2 separate regions of the Homo sapiens genome follow, and region 2 is linked to region 1. Evidence: read pairs that join two places in POLR2A ChIA-PET (ENCODE). Cell type or tissue: CD4-positive, alpha-beta T cell. All regions are shown on one strand.

Region 1 (8,000 bases):
CCAAGTAGCTGGGATTACAGGCATGTACCACCACGCCCGGTTAATTTTGTATTTTTTTTTTAGTTGAGACAGGGTTTCTCCATGTTGGTCAGGCTGTTCTCAAACTCCCAACCTCAGGTGATAACGCCCGCCTCAGCCTCCCAAAGTGCTGGGATTACAAGGTGTGAGCCACCGCGCCTGGCTCTTCAGTTATTCTTGAAAACCACGGCCAGGCGCAATGGTTCGTGCCTGTAATCCCAGCACTTTGGGAGGCTGAGTTGGATCACTTTAGGTCAGGAGTTGGAGATCAGCCTGGCTAACATGGTGAAACCCTGTCCCTACTAAAAATACAAAAACTAGCCATGTATGTTGGTATGCATCTGTAGTCCCAGCTACTCGGGAGGCTGAGGCAGGAAAATCACTTGAACCCAGGAGGCAGAGTTTGCAGTGAGCCGACATTGTGCTACTGCATTCCAGCCTGGGCAACAGAGTGAGACTCTGTCTGAAAAAAAAATAGTAATAATAATTAAACCACAAGCATGAAAAGAAGAACTGGGTTGGGGTCTGAGGCCACCCAGAGAATTGTTCTCCACCCCAGCTCAAAACTTGGTCTTATTGTTGTTTCATCATGATGGATGTCTTCGTTGCTCCTCACAAACCCACTCACTTTTGGAATACCCACTTCTCTCTCTGGAATGTCCACTTCACAGAGATACCATGGCTATTCTTCCCTTTCTGTCAGTTCTGGCTTGCCATTCATTCCCACCCAACTGCAACATACCAGCTAGTAGCTGTTTTTCTCAAACCACACTCATGGACTACATCTCAAAAATAACTCCATTCTCTGAAGTATAGAACAAAGAAGGTCCAAATGGCCTCACTCCCAAGGCTGAAAGTTGTTCTGTAAGCTCAGCTAGGACTCTCAGGCAGGGGCCTCAGTTCTCCATATGGGCTTGCGAAGGGAAAATAAAACTTGGGGCCCCAAAAATCACTAAGCTAAAGAGAAGACTGAAGCTAGGAACTGCTTAGGGCAAACCTGCCTCCCACTGTATTCAAAGTCATTCCTCAGCTCGCTGAGATACACATCTGACTGCTTCCTTTGAAAAGGCTAATCAAACTCAAAAGAATGCAACCGTTTGCCTCTTATCTACCTATGACCTGGAAACCCACTCCCCTCTTTGAGTTGTTCTGCCTTTGCCTCGAGTCTGCCTTTGCGTCAAATTGTCACGCCTTTCTGGAAAAAACCAATGTTCATCTTACATATATTGATTGATGTCTCCCTAAAATGTATAAAAGTAAGTTGTACTGGGACCACCTTGGGCACATGTAGTCAGGACCTCCTGAGGCTGTGTTATGGGTGTGCATCCTTACCTTTGGCAAAATAAACTTCCTAAACTGACTGAGGCCTAACTCAGATATTCAGGGTTTACAGGCTTCTTGGGCTTCCTCATGGTGGCAGCTGAAGTCTAAGCAGGAGCCTTCAAAGAGTTCAGAATTGCATAATGCCAGGGCAGTTCAAAGAAAAACATTGTTTGGTAAAAGTGCTTAACCTATACACCAAAGGAAAATTTATAGCTGATGTTGTTTTTTTGTTGTTTGTCTGGTTTGAGACAAAATCTCGCTGTGTCACCCAGGCTAGAGTGCAGTGGTGGCATCTCAGCTCACTCCAACCTCCATCTCCTGGGTTCAAGCGATTCTCCTGCCTCAGCCACTCAGGTAGCTGGGATTACAGGCGTGCACCACCACACACGGCTAATTTTTATATTTTTAGTAGAGATGGGGTTTCATCATGTTGGCCAGACTAGTCTCGAACTCCTGACCTCAAGCAATCTGCCTCCCTCGGCCTCCCAAAGGGCTGGGATTACAGGTGTGAGCCACCGCGCTGGCCTGTACCTAGTTTTGAATCATGCGTTTCTACAAAGCAGCCTGAGGAAAGCATGCCAAACAAACCTCCACCCTGAAAAGGAGAAGATGGCCCTAGGATGGGTTAATAATCAAGGGCCATGAGGAAAGGATAACCTAAGGTGGAGTCCTAAAGGCCTAAAAAGGTGGGATCAGTTTAATGTATACAGTCTTTTTTTTTTTTTTTTTTTTTTGAGACAGAGTCTGGCCATCACCTAGGCTGGAGTGCAGTGGCTCGATCTCGGCTCATTGCAACCTCCGCTTCCCAGGTTCAAGCGATTCTCATGCCTCAGCCTCTTGAGTAGCTAGGACTACAGGCGCCCGCCACCACGCCCGGCTAATTTTTATATGTATTTTTAGTAGGGACGGAGTTTCACCATGTTAGCCAGGCTGGTCTTGAACTCCTGACATAGTGATCCGCCCACCTTGGCCTCCCAACGTGCTGGGATTACAGGCGTGAGCCACTGCGCCCGGCGGATGATCCATTTTTACAGATGGGAGGCATGTACTATCTTAAGCGTGAGAGACAGGCTACTAGAAAGGCCAAGACCATGGATTTCAACAAGTGGGGAAAAGTCCCAAAGGCGCAGATGGTTATAAAGGCCCTCCTGGGATAAGATACTTTGGCTGTAGACGCTGTAGAAAGTACTGGCCCCAGGAAGGAAAAATGGAAAAGCTGGCTGCAGGGTCTGGGGATATCCTAAGAGAACTTTCTGCGGCTGTAGGCTTTGGGAAAAGGGCCCTGAGGGCTGAGGGACAGGGCTGGGTCTGTCATCTAGTGACATCCGCACCCACCGAAGCTCCGCTGGGCTGCACCGCCAACTCTGGTCCTCTAGAGAGCTGCGAGGATGGGGATCAAACACTCAGTGGGGCCGGGCAGGCTGTCTGTGTCCGCAGCCCGCTCAACACGACGCCGGCATATCGCAGCGAACAGGAGAGGAGACGTCGCAGTCCCAGTAGTCTGTCTCCGCGTTTCTTGGCTGCCTGGTCCCGGCCCTGGTGCAGGGGGAAGACGATTACTTGGGATCTTGGGTCGGGACTCGGAGGGGCAAGGTAGAAAGGCAAAGGGGGCCGGTACTAACGGTGCGATTTGAGACTGTTCTACCTGAGTGACAGCGGACGCTCGCGCACGCGCGGAAAGACTTGGATGCCGCCCTCCCTGCGGCGCCCGAGGACCTCACGTGACCCCGAGGTCCTCACGTGACCCCCCACCAGCCAGCGAAGCGGGGTGGTCAGCGCCTCCGCAACGCATGTGGGTCAGCTGGCTGACGGGACCAGGATCTTCCCGGCGGCTCAGTGCAGTCGCTGAGCTAACGCCACAGTCTGGAAGTTGCCTGTTTCGTCAGAGCTGGGGAGATACTTGGGCAGGAAAGAGGAACTGAGGCCCAAGCGGCCGCGGGACTCCTTTAGGGCGGGACCTGCTGGTGTCCACCCGCCCCACTTAGTAATAGGTTTCCACGCCGGCCTGGGACCTTCTGGAGCGGTGACCTCAGAGGCGCGGCCATGGAGGTACCAGTGCAGGTGTCACCAGCCTCTGGGCGGTCCCTAAGGATTTTTTTTTTTTTTTGAGATGGAGTTTCGCTCTGTCGCCCAGGCTGGAGTGCAGTGGCGCGATCTCGTCTCACTGCAACACCCTCCTCCTGGGTTCAAGCGATGCTCCTACCCCAGCCTCCCGAGTAGCTGGGACCACACGAGCGCGCCACCACGCCCGACCAATTCAAGGGGAGCACTTCAACAATGACCATGTTGTAAGCTTCCGGGAGCGCAGATTCCGTGTGTTGGCGGCACCGGTGTGGAGTGTGTTCTACTCCCGCAGGTGTGAGCCTTCAGATGGGGAACGTGCGCTGGAAATTTCTGAGGAATGCTTGAACCAGGCCGGCTTTGGGCTGAAATTGAAAAAATTAGAAGTGCAGGTGTATCCTGGTTCTTTTCAGTGTATCGAAGTCGGGCTGTTGCAACCTTCGTTTTTGCACTTTAACGTTAGCTCTTCAGGGTATTAAATTTAGGGCTTTTGTGCTGTCAGAGGCAGATGGCCAAACGTACCGAACATTCTGCAAAGGTGAAATGAATTTTCTTAACTGCCCTGAAGTGTCTCAACTGCCAGGCCCTTGCGGGCCTTTGTTCCGTAACGTTCTCAGCTAAGAAAGATTACACGATCAATGGATTTGGGCAGGGTAATTGCTAAGTTTCTTCTTTCAAGTTATACTTTGATGTAAAGACTCCATTTCAATGCTACAAAACTCTTAATTTCAGCTTATTTGAAACATTCTACGAGCTCTACTCCCAGATGTTTTCTTGGTTTTGAGGGACACAGTGAGGATGAAGGGAACATGATATTCATGGTGGTAAAGGCAAAAATGTTGTTTACTCCACACACAAGACGAATTTTCCCTATACTAGAAGACAATTGAGTATTTTCCTAATAAGGTGTACAATATCGAGCTTCCAAGTCTACTTAGGAGACAAGGTGATGAGAGATTATGATAAGAGCAACAAGTCATAAACATAATGGTGACTGAATTATCTATAATCACCAAAGACTCAATGACTCATATCCCATGCTATCTCAAAGACATTTCACCCAGTTTTTCCCTCCATTGGTTCAAAATAAGATCACTGTCTTCTCCCTGACATGCTTTTTTTTTTTTTTTTTTTTTTTTTTTTTTGAGACTGTCGCTCTGTCGCCCAGGCTGGAGTGCAGTGGCTGCAAGCTCCACCGCTCCACCTCCCGGGTTCACGCCATTCTCCTGCCTCAGCCTCCCGAGTAGCTGGGACTACAGGCGCCCACCACTACGCCTGGCTAATTTTTTTGTATTTTTAGTAGAGACGGGGTTTCACCGTGTTAGCCAGGATGGTCTTGATCTCCTGACCTCGTGATCTGCCCACCTCGGCCTCCCAAAGTACTGGGATTACAGGCGTGAGCCACCGGGCCTGGCCTTTTTTCTTTTTTTTAAATTTAGATGGGGTCTCACTCTGTTACCCAGGCTGGAGTGCAGTGACCTGATCTTGGCTCACTGCAGCCTCCACCTCTCACCTCACCCTCCTGAGTAGATGGGACTACAGGCACAGGCCATCACGCCTTGGTATAGCATGATTTTTAAATTTGACTTCTAGGACACCCATTTTCTTGGTTTTCCCCTACTTCTGTTTCTGCTCCTGATTCTCAGTGGTTTTTGCTAATTCTCTCTTCTCACCACCTTTTAATTTGGAGTGTCCCCAAGTGTAATTCATGGTCCTCTTCTGTATCTAACCCTCACTTTCTTGGTGATCTTACCATGTCTCATGGGTTTAAATTTTATCTGCCATTCATCTCTGGTTATACATTTCTCAAATGCCATACTTTTACATCCAACTGCCCTCTTTTTTTTCTTTTCTTTTCTTTTTTTTTTTTTGAGACGGAGTCTCGCTCTGTCGCCCAGGCTGGAGTGCAGTGGCATGATCTCGGCTCACTGCAACCTCCACGTCCTGGGTTCATGCCATTCTCCTGCCTCAGCCTCCTGAGTTGCTGGGACTACAGGCACCTGCCACCATGCCTGGCTAATTTTTTGTATTTTTAGTAGAGACGGGGTTTCACCGTGTTAGCCAGGATGGTCTCGATCTCCTGACCTCGTGATCCGCCCGCCTCGGCCTCCCAAAGTGCTGGGATTATAGGCGTGAGCCACCACGCCTGGCCCCAACTGCCTTCTTGACATCTCTACACAGATGTCCAATAAACATCTGAAAATTGATGTGTCAATACTGAACTCATGATCTTCCTCTCTACACCTACTCCACCATGGCCTTTCCCATTATAAATGGCAGCAATTCCATCCTTTTAGTTGTTTATGCCAAAGCCTGCTTTCTTCCATTCCTCCAGTCATCAGGACGTCATGTTGACTCTACCTTCAAAACATGTCCCAAATCTGACCTTTTCTCAACCACCTCCACAGTGAACACCTTAGTTAGCTGTATTGTCATTGCAGGAGCCCCCTAACAGCTGTCTCTGCCTCTATCCTACTCCCCTCCCTGCCCCAGCCTCCCAGTGTCAATGCAGCAGCCGGAGTGACTGTTTTAAAAGCTAAGTCAGATCACATCACTCTTCTGCGGAAAACACTATCATGGCTTCTGGTTTCATTCAGAGTAAAAGCCAAAATCCTTAGAATAGCCTTCAAGGCCTGAAATGACCTGAATTCTGTTAGTCATGGTTCTAGCAGGAAACAGCTGGCATGTTCAAATTAGGATAGTTTAAGGAGAATTTTTAAAAGGGGTTATTTTAAAAGGTGTGAGTAGAGGAAAAGGAATGATTGTTCAACAACCTTGGGTCTAGTAACAGCGGGGCCTTTATAGCATCCCTACGCTGGAAGGGGCAAGGAACTGAGTGGTACCAGATCCCCAAAACAGAGAGGACTGAGGCGATAGCCACCTGTCAGGAGTTGAACCCTTCAGTGGGATGCAGCCAGCCAGTGAGCATCTTGCTTAGAGAGAGCAAGAGCGATGAATACCCAGATCCGACTCTCCTCACTCGCTCTCTTTTGTAGGTGCCCTGTTAGGAGATCCAACAGAAAGCCAGATGGCAAGGGTGTAGTCCCTAGAGGGCACCCTCCTGGGCTCACAGCAGGATGGAAGAAGGTAAAGGGTGGTCTGGAGGGCCACATATGGGATACCGAGCACCCTCTCTAAGCTCAGCCTGACCCTCCCCTTCCATTCATTCCCTCAAACCACACTGGCCTTGTTATCCTACAAGATCCCCATGCTTCTCTCTTAGGGCCTGTTTTAGCTACCCCCTCTGCCTGGAATATTCTTTCCCACATATTTTTTGGGCTAATGTCCTCATTTCCTTTGGCCTTTGCTCAGCTATCATTATCCTCTCAAATAGGACATCTTGGCCGCGCATGGCTGCTCATGCCTGTAATCCTAGCACTTTGGGAGGCCGAGGCAGGTGGATCACCTGAGATCAGGAGTTTGAGACCAGCCTAGCCAACATGGTGAAAACCCATCTCTACTAAAAATACAAAAATTAGCCAGGCGTGGTGGCACATGCCTGTAATCCCAGCTACCCAGGAGGCTACTCCTAGCTACTCAGGAGACAGGCAGGAGAATCGCTGGAACCCAGGAGGTGGAGGCTGCAGTGAGCCAAGATCGTACCACTGCACTCCAGTCTGGGTGACAGAGCGAGACTCCATCTCAAAAAAAAAAAAAAACAAACCCAAAAAGGACATCTTGATCACCCATTCAGCACTGCCACCCACCACCCAGCACTCCTGACCCTGCTACACTGTTGTACTTTTTCTTTCATCCATAGCACTTAACTTCCTGCATATTCTATCCTTCACTTATTTATTTTGCACTGTTTATTTCCTCCATCCCTCCACTAAGATTGAGCTCCGCAAGTGGAAGAATCTTTGTCAGCTTAGTTGATTGATGTATTCTAAGTGCCTAGATCAAATAATGCTTGTTGAATGAATTAACGGTCCTTTAGTACTTACTGAGTTCTAAGTTCTTTAAATGGATAGCGTTACATACAAAGAGAAAGGAACTACCATTATTCTATTTTTCAGATGAGGAGACTCTACTTTTTCACATTTTTCTTTTTTTAAAATTTTTTCAATATAAGTTTTACTTTTTTTTTTTTTTTTTTTTTGAGGCAGGGTCTCACTCTGGTTGCCCAGGCTGATATGTAGAGGCACAATCTCGGCTCACTGCAGCCTTAACCTTCCAGGCTCAGGTGATTCTCCCACCTCAGCCACCTGAGGATCTAGGATTACATGACCAGCTAATTTTTTGTATTTTTAGTAGAGGCAGGGTTTTGCCATGTTGCCCAGGCTGGTCTCAAACTCCTGGGCTCAAGTGATCCTCCTGCCTTGACCTCCCAGAGTGCTGGGATCACAGGCATGAGCCACCACACGTGGCCAGAATTTTTCCTTCTTAGCAGTGTCTTCAAACACTTGGTCTATTCCGTTCTTTTTTTTTTTTTTTTTTTTTTTGAGTTGGAGTCTTGCTCTGTCACCCAGGCTGGAGTGCAATGATGCGATCTTGGCTCACTGCAACCTCCGCCTCCCGGGTTCAAGCAATTCTCCTGCCTCAGCCTCTCAAGTAGCTGGGACTACAGGCACACACCACCAGCCTGGCTAATTTTTGTA
Region 2 (8,000 bases), 78 kb before region 1:
GTAACTAATACAGGCATGAAGGGCCAGACTGGAGGGAAAGGAGAAGAGGACCACGTTCTCCAATCTTAGCTTTATCAACAGCAAAGCTCCTAATACTCTGACTTTTCATCTAACTTCATCCTTCTCAAATGGTTCTAAACTGGGGAGGAAAAGGGAAGTCGCAGGCCACCTCCACAACTCTCCATTAATCGTTAGCACATCTACCCAGTTATTGAACCACAAGAGGGCTTGAAAGGGCCCCCCAGGCCTGGGCCCCAGCTTAGAAAGCAACACAGCAAAGAAACTCCCTGAGCCTCCTGACCATTTTTGCCTAAGCCAGGACTCATTTCTCTCTCACAAGTCCAAGCAGCTTTTATTTCATCCGTTTCATCCCATTCCGATCACCACTCCATCTTGTTCCACCTGCCTGCTGAGGCCAGGGGTAGGAATGGAAGAGCAGACTCAAGGAGATAGTTCTGGAACAGAGTGCCTTGGATCCTAGACCAAAAGGATTTTTTTTTCCTCTTTTCTTTTGCTATAAAGAATACAGTGGGCCGAGTGTGGTGGCTCACACCTGTAATCTCACCACTTTGGGAGGCCAAGGTGGGTGGACCACTGGAGGTCAGGAGTTCACAACGAGCCTGGCCAACATGGTGAAACCCTGTCTCTACTAATAATACAAAAAAAATTAGCCAGGCATGGTGGCATGTACCCGTAGTCCCAGCTACTTGGGAGGCTGAGGCAGGACATAACAGACCTAACTGGATTTTTATTTTCTCCTCAGGACCAGGAACAATAACTGGATTTTAATCCCTCCCACATGCCTCCTCCACTTAGTAGCTGTGTGACCTCAGGAAAGTTACTTAAATGAGGCCTCTGCTTCCCCATCAGTAAAATGGGGTAACATTACCTAACCAACTGCATTGTGATGGGGATCCAGTAAGCCACTAAATGTAAGAATTTAGCATATTGCCAGGCTATAGTAACATCTGCATGCTGGCTTTGAAAGAAAGAAAAAAAAAACATTCAAATTAAATATCTTCCATGAGCTTCTTCCTCACTGCCTACAGATGCTCAAATTTCTCCCATATAACTTTCAAAGGCTTCCTGTATGTCATGTCCCCTCCTAGACTCACCCAAGCTACAGCCTTCTCTCCCCAGCCTCTCACAGACAAACCCCAACAGAGAACGGGGTTTCTTTGTCAGTTCACCTCCTGACTCAAATCTTCATCTGCAATCTGATGTCTGCCTCCACCAATGGATTGAAATCACTCCAGAAAAAGTTGCCAGTAACTTTTTAATTGCTACAATCAATATGTTGTTTTTAGTCCTCTTACCAACCCTTCTGCAGCCTCTGAAACCAGAAAAGCCTCTCCAGGCACAGCTTTTGTGGGTGGTGGGCAACTAGCCCCTCCTCACTCTCTGATGGTCACTGCACTCTCTGGAACTCCTTTCCATGCCCCTATTCCTCAGCGAACCCCTCCACTATTGGTATGCTGCAAGTCTCTTTCTGCAGTTATCTTCCCTTTCCACCAAACACAGACACTATGGGAGATTTCATCCATGCTGGCCTCAACTGTCCTTCCCAATACACCTCGGAAAAATGCTACATGGGCCTCTCTCTCATGAATCTCAGTCCAGTCTGCTAGGCACAGTCATTTGAAGATGAGTATAAAGCTGTATAGAGACAATAATGAATCTAAAACTTAACAAGGATAAAAACGAATCTGTCCTCCAAAATCTGCTTCTCTATCCCAGTCTTGGTCCTTATTCATTCAATCCATCCACAGTTTAGCTTGCCTCTTTGTGGCCAGCACTGACCACAGCTAATCCTCAAAGAGCTTACAAGTGCAGGAAAGAACAAGTACACAGGCGGTTATTATACCACAGGTCAGGTGCTGCAATAAAGGGAAGCAGAGAGGACCACAAAACCCTTTAGAACAAGAACAGTGGGAGCTACCTTTTACCAGGGTAAAGGTGGAGAAAGAAGTGAAAAGTGAAAGCATCTCCTACACACCAAGCCCATCCTCTACTGCACGGCCAACATCAGAATCCCAAGAGCCTTCCCAAGCCTACCCTCTCTTACTCTCCACTTCTAAGTGGTGACCTTTGTAGTCAATTCAACATCCTGAGCATCTTTCACATCCATTCTCTAGTCTCCATACCAACTATTACTATCCCGAGTGACTTCTGTCGTTCTTTTCTTCAACCACCCCAAGAGTCTTTGCTGATTTTCCCACCTTTAGTTCACCACCGTCAATTCTCTTCCATACATCTATATAAACATAAAGCAAACTTTCTAGACACAAAACTGATGATGCTATCCCTCTTTTAAACCCTTCAATAGCTCAATATCGTTCCAGTATGGAGCCATGAATCTAGCTCCTGCCTTTCCCCTCCCTCCTCAAAGACCCCTTTTGCCCACTTGAAACCTTTGCTTCACTTTAAACCACTCGATGTTCCCAAAGGAGTGAAGCCATTTCCCTCCTTTGCTGTGCTATATATAGACATATGTGTCACGTGTACGCCGTTACGAATACCTTCTGTGAGCAAGACATCTGTTAAGTGCATTAATGTTCATTCTCTTAATTAAATCTCATAAGAACTCCATTGAGAGAGGGACCATGAATATCCCTATTTCACTAATGACAGAGAATAAAATGCTTGCTCAAGGTCCCAAGTTAGTAGGAGCAGAAGATGGGAAATGAGCCTAATCTGAGATTCTACTCATAACTGCTTTGCTATTTGCTTCTCCTATCCTCAGTGGTGCCTATCTGGCAAAACTCATCTTTCAACTTTATCTTACACGTTGACTCCCTTATGAAGCTTTTTGGGCAACACTCCCCACCAACTGACAACGTCCTTTTTAAATGCTCTCGGCACTCCACACACGTCATCAATCTTCATTATTCACAGATTCCGTATCTACAAATTTACCTACTCACTAAAATTTATAACCAGGCCAGGCATGGTGGCTCACACCTGTAATCCCAGCACTTGGGAGACCGAGGTGGACAGATCACCTGAGGTCAGGAGTTCGAGACCAGCCGGGCCAACATGGTGAAACCCTGTCTCTACTAAAAGCACAAAAATTAGCCGGGCATGGTGGCAGGCACCCGTAATCCCAGCTACTGAGGAGGCTGAGGCAGGAGAATAGCCTGAACCCAGGAGGCTGAGACTGCAGGTGAGCCGAGATAATGCCACTGCACTCCAGCCAGCCTGGGCACAAGAGTGAGGTTCTGTCTCAAAAAAAAAAAAAAAAATTATTTATAACCCCAAAATCAGTATTTGTATCACCATTTGTATGGTCATTCACAGACACGCATAGCGCAATGAAAAATTTGAATTGCCCAATGCACACATTCCCAGCTGAGGCCAAACAAAGGCTTTCTTGTTTCAGCTCTCATAATGCAAACAAGTGTCCATTCTATGGTCTATTTAGTGCCATGATTTTTGCACTTTTACACTGTCTGTTGGTGATTTAGCTGCTTAAAATGGCTCCCAAGCATAATGCTGAAGTGCTGTCTTGTGTTTCTAAGTACAAGAATACCATGGTTTATGGCTATAGCTATATGGCTTATGACAAAAATTCATGTTACATAAGGTTGGTTCAGTCATGAGTTACAGTGCTGTTGGCAACAAATTTAATGTTAATAAATCAACAATTATATTTTAAATACAGTGTCTTTAAAAAAAAAACACAAAAAACAAGATTATGTATTGATCAGTTGATGAAAATGTTCTGACCAGAGGGTGACAGGAACCTAAACTTGTACTTCCACTAGGAGCAACATTTCAGTATTTACTAGTTCATTGTTCATGATGACTTTATAGAACATAACTACTGCAAATAATGAGAATCAACTATACCTTGGCCCTTGTAATAAGACCATTCAGAAAAATCCCCTGCCCCAAAGAAGCTTCCCAGCCTACAGGGGTAAATTCAGGCAGCCACTCCTACAGACTACAATTGACTAGCCTGGCACAATCACTTCCCCGGGACTCAGAACTAGAGAGCAGAGACAATGCCATGAGGGGCTACAGCAGCTACTGTCTGCTATATGCATAAACAGAAAATGAGAGAAGGAAAGAGATCAGCAGAGAAAAGTAGAATCAAGAGAATGCAAGGCCCCAAGAAAGATGAAGGGACCAAAAAGCCAAGACTGAATCATCATAGGCATAATGAAATCATGAGCTCAATGCCTGAAGAATCTGCACCTTCAAGAGACTGCATTCTGGAGAGCTGAAATCTACATTATATGAGACATTCCAAATATGATTAAAGTCGCTTTTTTTTTTTTTTTTTTTTTTTTTTGAGAGGGAGTTTCACTCTTGTTGCCCAGGCTGGAGTACAATGGCGGAATCTCGGCTCACTGCAACCTCTACCTCCCTGGTTCAAGCAATTCTCCTGCCTCGGCCTTCCCAAGTAGCTGGGATTACAGGTGGACAGTATCACACCCGGCTAATTTTCGTATTTTTTGTAGAGACAAGGTTTTGCCATGTTTCCAGGCTGGTCCTGGACTCTTGAGCTCGAAGAGATCTGCCTGCCTTGGCTTCCCAAAGTGCTGGGATTACAGGTGTGAGCCACAGCACCTGGCCAATTTCTCTTTCGTTTTTTTGTGGGTTTGTTTTTAATAACAGTATGAGAATTAGGATACTTGAGAAGCAATATGAGCCAGAATCCTTGCAGATGTTTACAAATTCCCGATCTCTTAACTTTTTACTGTTATAATTCCCACACCTCGTTTGAGATTAAAAATAAATTACCTCATCTTTAATGGTGCTTTCCAAAGGATTCAACTTAAATTTGGTAGAAACAATAACACCGCTGTATTCACAGCTAATCTATTTACATAATTTTTAATTATATCTCATACTTACACAGCTGGCATAAACTGGATGGGAAATACTGTTGACCTGCTGAGTATTCAACTGGTATTTGGATATATTAACAATAGGCATAGCCTACTTAGCCCTGTGTGTGAGGTCAGTGGTGTTCTTTAGAGAGAATGTATGGTATCCCTTATCTGGTTAAGATAAGGGTGAGTCAGAGCTACTATAGTAGGCCAGTAAGATTAAGTAGCTGTAGGTGGCTGGCTAGTTTGCTTAAATAGCTCAATTAGTAATTGCATTCAGTGCTACAAAATGAATTTTGAGCCACTCAGGTTAATTTCATAAAGATTACACCAATGAACCAATTATTAGAAAGGATTATTATCAAAACGCAAATAGGAGTGAATAAACCTCCATGTGATGCACATCTGGTATTTGTAAAACAGCAGGTTTCCCACTTGCCATTGTCATCAGTTTATATTTGATAATAGCATCAGTCATGATTCAATTACCCATAGACACTGCTCTGGTTAACTTAAGCAGAAAGGGATTTGATATTGACTGGTGTTAGAGCACTGTTGAAGGTTGCAAGAGCAGACTCTCAGCTCAATCCCCAGGGATGTCTCCCAGAACACTGCTGCAGCAGGAGCTGTCAAGGGAACTGCCACTGCTACTACAAACAGAAGATCAGGGTCCAAGTTCATAGCACCTTGACTGAGATCTGGGGAGCAGGAAGTTGCTGTGGAACCTGTTTGTTTCACGAACACACCAAATTAGTTATGATCTAGGGGTCAGGAATCGTGCCAGAACTATTTCTTCAGACCCAAGCTACTTCTGCTAGATCTACTCCAGCAAGAATGCCTTACAGGTTTCCACTCTCTCCTTACCCTGCTCAGTTCTGAATCTAAGTCTTTTCATATTAAAAGACTTTAATCAGCCAGGCACGGTGGCTCACGCCTGTAATCCCAGCACTCTGGGAGGCCGAGGTGGGCAGATCACGAGGTCAAGAGATCGAGACCACGGTGAAACCCCATCTCTACTAAAAATACAAAGAATTTGCCAGGCATGGTGGCGGGCACCTGTAGTCCCAGCTACTCGGGAGGCTGAGGCAGGAGAATGGCTTGAACCCGGAAGGTGGAGCTTGCAGTGAGCCAAGATCACGCCACTGCACTCCAGCCTGGGCGACAGAGCGAGACTCCATCTCAAAAAAAAAAAAAAGACTTTAATCAGGCCTGGTGAGGTAGCTCAGGCCTGTAATCCCAGCACTTTGGAAGGTCAAGGTGGGTGGATCACCTGAGGTCAGGAGTTAAAGACCAGCTTGGCCAACATGGTGAAATCCTGTCTCTACTAAAAATACAAAAAATTAGCCAGGCCACTTGCACTCCAGTCTGGGCGAACATGAGACTCCTTCTCATAATTAAAAAAAAAAAAAAAAGGCACCAAATCTCCACCTAGATAGACGAATCTCACAAATGTAACACTGTGACACAGAGTCTTGCTCTGTTACCCAGGCTGGAGTGTAGTGGCATGATCCCAGCTCACTGCAACCTCCGCTTCCTGGGTTCAAGAGATTCTCCTGCCTCAGCCTCCCAAGTAGCTGGGATTACAGGCATGTGCCACCACGCCCCGCTAATTTTTGTATTTTTAGTAGAGGCGGGGTTTCACCATGTTGGTCAGGCTGGTCTCAAACTCCTGACCTTAGGTGATCCTCCCAGCTTAGCCTCCCAAAGTGCTGGGATTACAGGCGTGAGCTACCGCACCGGGCCTTGGAAAAATCTGATAAACTTTTGTATTTAGCTGTGGAAGCAGAGAGCTGTCACTTGAGTGAATAAGTTATTTAGCTACAAAGGCCTGAAACCCAGGAATGGTGGGGTGGCTCATGCCCATAATCCCAGGACTTTGGGAGGCCCAAGCGGGAGGATCACCTAAGGTCAGGAGTTCAAGACCAGCCTGGCCAACATGGTGAAACCCTGTCTCTACTAAAAATACAAAAATTAGCCAGGGGTGGTGGCAGGTGCCTGTAATCCTAGCTACTCAGAAGGTTGAGGCAGGAGAATTGCTTGAACCCAGGAGGCAGAGGTTGCAGTAAGACGAGATCATGCCACTGCACTCCAGCCTTGGTGACAGAGCAAGACTCTGTCTCAAAAAAAAAAAAAAAGAAAAAATTAGGCAAGCATGGTGGCATGCCTGTAGTCCCAGCCACTCAGGAGGCTGAGGCAGGACGATTCCCTGAGTCCAAGAGTTCAAGGCTGCAGTGAGCTATGATTTTGCCACTGCACTCCAGGCTGGGAAAGAGTGAGATCCTGTCTTTATGGGGAGAAAAAAAAAAAAAAAGGCCTGAAAACCTGTATGTTTTGAAGAAAAATGATGGAATGATGGGACTAGTTATCCTGACTATCAAACTGAAGAATTTCAAGTTTTTATGGCTTGCAGTTGGAAACCATTTCAGTTTCCAATTACAAACCATTTTAAATCTAGAGGATGGCTTGTTAAGAATGTTACATTTGATTAGCCAAACATGGTGGAAGCAGGTGGAGGTTGCGGTGAACCAAGATCGCGCCACTGCACTCCAGACTGGGCGACAGAGCAAGACTAAGTCTCAAAAAAAAAATTTTAACTTCAAGGACCTGGGGGCAATAAGGAGAACAGATATAACAACTTTCTTGTCTTAGACAGGTAAAGGGAACAATCTCAAAAATGTAAAACACAGGCATTCACTACTGAAAGAGCTACACTCACTACAGAAAAGATAAAATGAGGCAGATCACATTGTCATTCTAAAAGTCCTCCCACAGCCCCGGAGATGTGCCCAGCTGAAGCTGAAGGAAGACTCTTTGCATGACTTAACAGCTGGGGCAGCTAACATTTAAGTACTTAACATGAACATCAAGAGGTTAACAAACTCACTCAAAAGCAGCTTTGAAAAGATAAAACCTAGCAGTTACTGAGGTTTTGCTGAGAACGTAAGTGGCAGAAAGGAGTAGAGAGCTTTGGGTGCTTAAGGTCTGCTTCCACCCTGCTGTAGATGAAAACACCAAAAGTATAATATTAATAAAAAGAATTCTTCCCAGATAGCTGCCTAAATTGACCAAAATCCAAAGGAAATCAACAACAGCAATACAGATTAGACAACTGACTACAGAGTAAGTGAAAATCTGTTGTTTCCTTACTTGGGGGTAGGGGATGAA

The links. ChIA-PET counts read pairs that join two places held together with the same protein. Peaks named below come from ENCODE experiments on the same cell type or tissue, not always from the same donor. Only the 100,000 strongest peaks of a DNase experiment are listed, where the experiment ranks them.
Region 2: POLR2A ChIA-PET joins it to region 1 with 10 read pairs; 7 of 35 experiments call an interaction of 5 or more read pairs at or near these places.

Annotation. Positions count from the first base shown.
Region 1 is chr9:6,699,330-6,707,329 of GRCh38, reverse strand. LINC02851 (long intergenic non-protein coding RNA 2851) reads right to left here and starts at 3,023. Exons shown (of 3, transcript NR_184134.1): 1 at 2,987-3,023; 2 at 2,677-2,877. RefSeq lists a silencer at 1-35 and enhancers at 2,742-2,871, 2,922-3,011. In CD4-positive, alpha-beta T cell, no CTCF peak of the experiment used is centred here; a DNase peak (open chromatin) is centred at 3,039; H3K4me3 peaks cover 1,523 bases; H3K27ac peaks cover 1,362 bases.
Region 2 is chr9:6,777,063-6,785,062 of GRCh38, reverse strand. All of the region lies in intron 1 of KDM4C (lysine demethylase 4C), which reads right to left. Among named protein-coding and RNA genes, the nearest start is that of KDM4C, 23 kb to the right of the region's middle. RefSeq lists enhancers at 7,584-7,743, 7,481-8,000. In CD4-positive, alpha-beta T cell, no CTCF peak of the experiment used is centred here; no DNase peak of the experiment used is centred here.